2 separate regions of the Homo sapiens genome follow, and region 1 is linked to region 2. A link is an interaction called in ENCODE POLR2A ChIA-PET data of the cell type or tissue named here. Cell type or tissue: IMR-90. All regions are shown on one strand. Links, peaks and the distances in the headings refer to the core of each region. The heading gives the core; the rest is flanking DNA. Region 1 has its middle 570 kb from the start of ARL4A. Region 2 has its middle 18 kb from the start of ARL4A.

Evidence for each region. Peaks named below come from ENCODE experiments on the same cell type or tissue, not always from the same donor. Only the 100,000 strongest peaks of a DNase experiment are listed, where the experiment ranks them.
Region 1: POLR2A ChIA-PET joins it to region 2 with 5 read pairs; 3 of 35 experiments call an interaction of 5 or more read pairs at or near these places.

What each region holds. Positions count from the first base shown.
Region 1 is chr7:13,257,652-13,260,580 of GRCh38, reverse strand. No RefSeq gene overlaps it. Among named protein-coding and RNA genes, the nearest start is that of ARL4A, 570 kb to the right of the region's middle. In IMR-90, for the core only: no CTCF peak of the experiment used is centred there; no DNase peak of the experiment used is centred there.
Region 2 is chr7:12,668,571-12,671,499 of GRCh38, reverse strand. No RefSeq gene overlaps it. Among named protein-coding and RNA genes, the nearest start is that of ARL4A, 18 kb to the left of the region's middle. In IMR-90, for the core only: no CTCF peak of the experiment used is centred there; a DNase peak (open chromatin) is centred at 1,259; H3K27ac peaks cover 601 bases.

The DNA.
Region 1 (2,929 bases), core at 340-2,839, 590 kb before region 2:
GATCTCCAGAACTTATCTGGAATCGGAAATTCTGTAAACTCTCTATTTAGACTTTTAGTTAACATATATCTGCCATTATAAAGAATTGTTTGGTCCTATTGTATGTAACAAGGGCTGTCACAGGCCACTGTCATAAGACAAGTTCCCTAGAAGCAGAGCCTGAGACAGATTCTTGTGCAAGGAATGTTTGACTGAGGGAGTGCTCTTAGGAGAAACCTGTAAGGAAGCAAATGAAGAACAACAGGGTAGGGGAAGCAACTAAATAAAATCTATTTCAACCTGATCTCACAGGGAATTGTGAAGGGAAAGTACCCATAAATTTGTTCCCTCAGTTAGGTCACTGACTATGTTCTATCCCCAAGGGATCTGCACAACTCCACAGGAGTCTCTGAGCCTCTAGTCAGCTGAGTGAATTCACCTACAAAAGTGAAGCTGTGAACCATGAGCAGACAAGGCTCACAGCAGCTACAGTACTCCCAAGACTTCACTAGCCTGGGAAAGGAAACTGGGCTGGGCACAAACAGTATCTACTGGCCATCACACTACACAGACATTACCAGATAACATGGACAAATTTAGTCATGAGTGAATGACAGCTCTACTGCTCTTCATTCTAATTTCCATTGTCTGCTTTCTAGTATCATCTTTGTGATACTTGGACTTTTATCTGCATTATAATATTAACTTATTTTACTTGCGTATAATTTAGTTGCTTATAATTTACTAAATTATAAGCAGGTAAAATAACAGTTAATATTATAATGCAGATAATAATAATATAATTTGCTTCTTTGAGAAGCAAAATAAACATTATTTTTTCAGGGCACAAGGTGACTATTAAGTATAGAGAAGCTTATGATAAATTTTTAAAATAATAATAAATGCAATTAACTAGGAGGATACAATTAGATGTCTCTATTTAACATTTAATTATAATAGATATACCCAATCAAGACAGCCAACGCTAACTAGCTGATGCAGTAGGCTCCTTGAAAGTGAAGAAGGGACAGGAAACCATCTACATTGTTTAATAAAGGAAACATCATGTTTAACACCACTGGTGAGGCTGATGATACCATCTGCTTTCTAACTCTTCCACTTTTGTCTTTCACTTGTTTCTTTTCAACCGTATCTACCACTTTTTCAGTTGAAATGGCATAGTATTGGCCGGGTGCAGTGGCTCACGCCTGTAATCCTAGCACTTTGGGAGGCTGAGGGAGGTGGATCACCTGAGGTCAGGAGTTCGAGACCAGCATGGCCAATATGGCAAAACCCCATCTCTACTAAAAATACAAAAATTAGCCAGGCATGGTGGCAGGTGCCAGTAATCCCAGCTATTTGGGAGGCTGAGGCAGGAGAGTCACTTGAACCCGGGAGGCGGAGGTTGCAGTGAGCCAAGATCACGCCACTTCACTCCAGCCTGGGCAAAACAGCAAGATTCTGTCTTAAAAAAAAAAAAAAGGCATAGTATTATATGAATATGGTAGAGAACACAATGATATACATTTATGTTTCTTCATGGGGCTGAAATACTCAACACATTTTTTTATTGGAAAAGTACATTGAGATATGTCTTTAGGGGCTGTGCTTCTCAAGACTCTTATTTCGAGATTTGACAATGAGTGCCTTAATATTGCACATGGACAGTCACTTATGGAGGAGATCAATACAAATGGTTCAGAAAATCTTGATACCACAGGAGAGAAGAAGGTAAAGATTCTCTATGGGTAATTTTAGAGTCTTGGTTGAGGGTGCCTAATACTCTTACCATTTATATATTTGTTTATGTTAAGTAATACTTTACGTTTGTGTATATGGGATTTTTAAGATGTATCCATCTTATTGTTAAGCAACACTTTGTTTAATATACAATTGAAATCTAGATAATTTTGGAAACATATATTAAAGTGGCAACTTTCACATACCATTTTGCTTGCTTGCTTGCTTTCCTGTCCCCTGCTAACAAATTATTATGCAATGTCTTATGCTTATTGAAGTTACAGGCATCGATATATTTCTGACAATTTGACACACTAACATGGAGAAAATGAGTTAAATGACATAGTGTCAGCTGTGAGTTTGTGATGAGATGCCTTCTCACATCTTCAAATAGTTTATACAAATTCTATATTTTCTACTAGCATGACTCTATAAAGATCTGATTGATATTCCTTATTTACAAACTGGCTGCATGTTTTCTTAAACTGATTAAAATACACAAGTATAATTTGAATATGGAGTTGACTTTGATTTCTTTTGCATTTATTTAATTGCCTTTGCAAAAAGGAAAATGTCAAATAAATGTGGGTGTAGAAAGAAAGGCACAGCCCCGCCCAAAATGTCCCCATACCAAAGCCAAGTTACTTGGTCCTATGGAAAATCAAATGAGGACACAGGCCTCCAGCACCTGTGTGGCTATTCACTAGTTGCCTACTTTACCTAAGGGAAGTTAAACACCTCCTTACATTTCAATTTAGTCATGTAACAATGAAAGTAATAATACCTTTACCTCAAATTGTTTTTGGCTTTAATGAGACAGGGATATAATAATGCTTGGTAAGGTAACTGTACGAATGTAAGGTAATGCTGTTATTTTATGAAGTGGGGAGACATGGATATATTAGGGGTTAATCAGGAGAGTGCCAGAGAAGAAGCCACGTGTTTCTCATAGGACTACATTCACCACTTCAGGCGCACTGAGTCACACACGCTTAGAAATAGGGTATTTTACTAACATTCCACAAAACCACACAGCCGGATTGAAGAAAAACTAATTGGAGAAGAGACTGTGGAATGTACTTGAAGGGATATGGATGCTGTTTTGTATTCAGGAGAGAACACTGTAAAGATCTTTTAAGCCTCCGAAGAATATTTGGGGATTATTTTCTTCTAGTACCTTAATTGTTTCCTTGAGAAGCAAAATAAACAT
Region 2 (2,929 bases), core at 215-2,714:
GGGATGGTGCTACACTATTCATGAGAACTCCACCCCCGTGAATCAACCACCTCCCCCCCAGGCCCCACTTCCAACATTGAGGATTACAATTGCACATGTGATTTGGGTGGGGACGTAGAGCCAAACCATATCACATATGTCCACACAAAAGTTTGTATATGAAAGTTCATAGCACCATTATTCGTAATAGCCCAAAAGTGGAAACAATCCAAATGTTCATCAGCTGAGGAATGAATAAACAAAATGTAGTGTATCCATACAAAGTAATATTATTTGGCAATAAAAAGAAGTGAAATACTGATGCATGCTATAACATGGATGATGCTTGGAAACATTATGCTAAGTGAAAGGAAGTCACAAAGGATCAAATGTTGTATGATTCTATATCATATGTATGTATGACTCCATATAAATATTGTATGATTCCATATATACACATATATATGGACGTCTGGTATAGGCAAATCCATAGAGACAGAAAATCTATTAATGGTTGCCTAGGGCTGGGAAGGAGTAGAGTTAAGAAAAAATGGGAAGTGACTGCTAATGGGTGTGAACTTCCTTTTTAGTGTACTAAAAATATTCTAAGACTGATTTTGATGATACTTACACAATTCTGTGAATACACCAAAAATCACTGAACTGGGGGGAAGAAAAGCAAAAGCAATCTCTCAAAACTAAATGGCTTCTATCGGTAAACCATGTTTCTTTAAAAAGACTTGCACACTTGCCCATGTACAAGGAGTTTTAAATCTAGCACATGTCTACAGGTTAAAAAAATTTGCAATACTCTAGCTCTTTAGGATATATATGTAGGCTGTTATCCATGTCATGTTTAGGAGAACTGAATTTTGATTGAATTCATTACAGTTTTTTTACTTCAAAGGAAAAAGATCATCAGGCTTCAATAGATCTCACTAAGTTTTTGCATCAAAATATCCAGTTATCTGAAGAGTAAGATTTGCTGACTTGCAAACAATTAGTATATACTAACTGATTATCTCCTGTGTCATATGCAAGACTTCACAAAACAACAGAATGCCTTTGAGGGGTTCAATTTAGGTTAGGATTGTGTCCACTATGTTTTCACGTCACAAATAATTCCATTCCAAATAAAGTAGAAAAATTGCACTGCTACAACATCAAAGAAGAGAACTAAACAAAGATTAAGCAAAGGTATTTGGCAACCCATTGTGCCAGCACATGGAAACACAAGTCTCCACTTTGGCAGCTGTGTTTGTATACATTCCAGTCCAGGCTGAACATTAGGACTCCTTACCAAACTGAACACCATGTGACTGGTGAAGCTTCAGCATAAACACAGACAGTGTTATGTATATGGATTCACTTTGCAACCTGATATTTATGTCATGTAAATTAAATATGCATTTGTACAAAGATTGAATATATCAGTACATATGCACAATATTTAGAGACTGCCTTCTTGCCAGCACTGTACTAGACTGGAGAATTATAAACACATGACTATATCCTAGCTATTTATAAAAACATGCAAAATAAATACAATACGTTTTCAATCATTGTCATCATGTATCTCACCACATATTATTTTTCTTCATAATTTTAACCCTAAACACACTACAAATTATTTAATTAATACATAGGAACACTAAAATTTAAATTTGCTTTTTTTTCCTTTGTGCTTTTTCTATACATATGATTCTAAGTAAGTTAAAAGGGCCCAGACTTCTCTTTTTCCATCCTAATGATCTCTGATAACAAATCATTTCACATATAGAAGGGAGAAAATGTTGTTGGCCTTTTCTTAAATTTTTGATGTTTCCAAAATTATTTGCCAAAGCCACTTTGGGGACTCTTCTGAGGTTGTGGAACTTTCTGCTTTATCCACTAATGTCCTGGAACCATAGCCTTCATTGAGGTCAGAATTATAAGTGACTATATGGAAAGATCTTTTTTTTTTTTTTTTTTCTCAAGAAACCCTCAAATCCAACACTCTGGTCTGCGTGTATATGTCAGGGTTCCTAGCTGCCAACAAATGAAATCAATTCTGGTTAGTTAAGCAGAAAGTAATCTTAAAAAGATGTTAGGGAGCCCTCTGAATCTGCTCGGGGGCCAGAGAGCCAGGCTTAGAGACTGCACAGTCAAGAACAAAGTTCTAACTTAACCATTGATTAACTGCCAGCAAAGACAGACCTGCAGCCATTGTTGGGCAATGCCACCATAGACTGGTACTTCTCAGGATGTGCCCTGGACAAGACTGCCACAGCCTCAGCCACGGGCACCTCCATAAACTGGGCACATCCACCACTGTCCTCATCAAAGTAGATCCCACGGTGCCATTGTCCCTGGCTCCAAATTTAAGCCTGATATGCTTGCATTTGACAGGTGGTATTTAGGCCCCATGCTTGTGCGCCCCCAACCCTCACCACTAACTGCAAGGACAGATGGGAACACTGGCTTCTAGGTTCTCTGTAGGAGATGGGCTGTCAAAAAGTAGAGAAAATGTTGGCCAAAGAGTTGGATGACATAACAGTCTAAAATATTTGACGAAATATGTAAAATCCCACATTGCTTTTTAGGTTACTTAGCTTATTTGTGAGCAATATCTTTCCTTGCACTGAGAACATAACTTCTAAGATAGATGGAGAGGATGGGAGAAGGGGGTTTGAATTAACGATTCTTTCCCAACCATGTTATTCCCTGACTCAAAATTCTCCTATCTATTTATTTTCTTATGTGTAAATTTCAGCAACATAGAATTTCAACTCCTGGAGTATAAGATTTTATAATAAATTTTGTGGTAGAAAATTCGAAAAAGAGAAAATAGGGCAATTGAAAATCTGGCCAAAGAGGCAATGTGTCTCTGCCTTCTTTATGGGCCTGGAATGCTGCTGGAAGTAACTTAATTATCCACCCATAATAATTGAAACTTTTACAAAGTCATGGT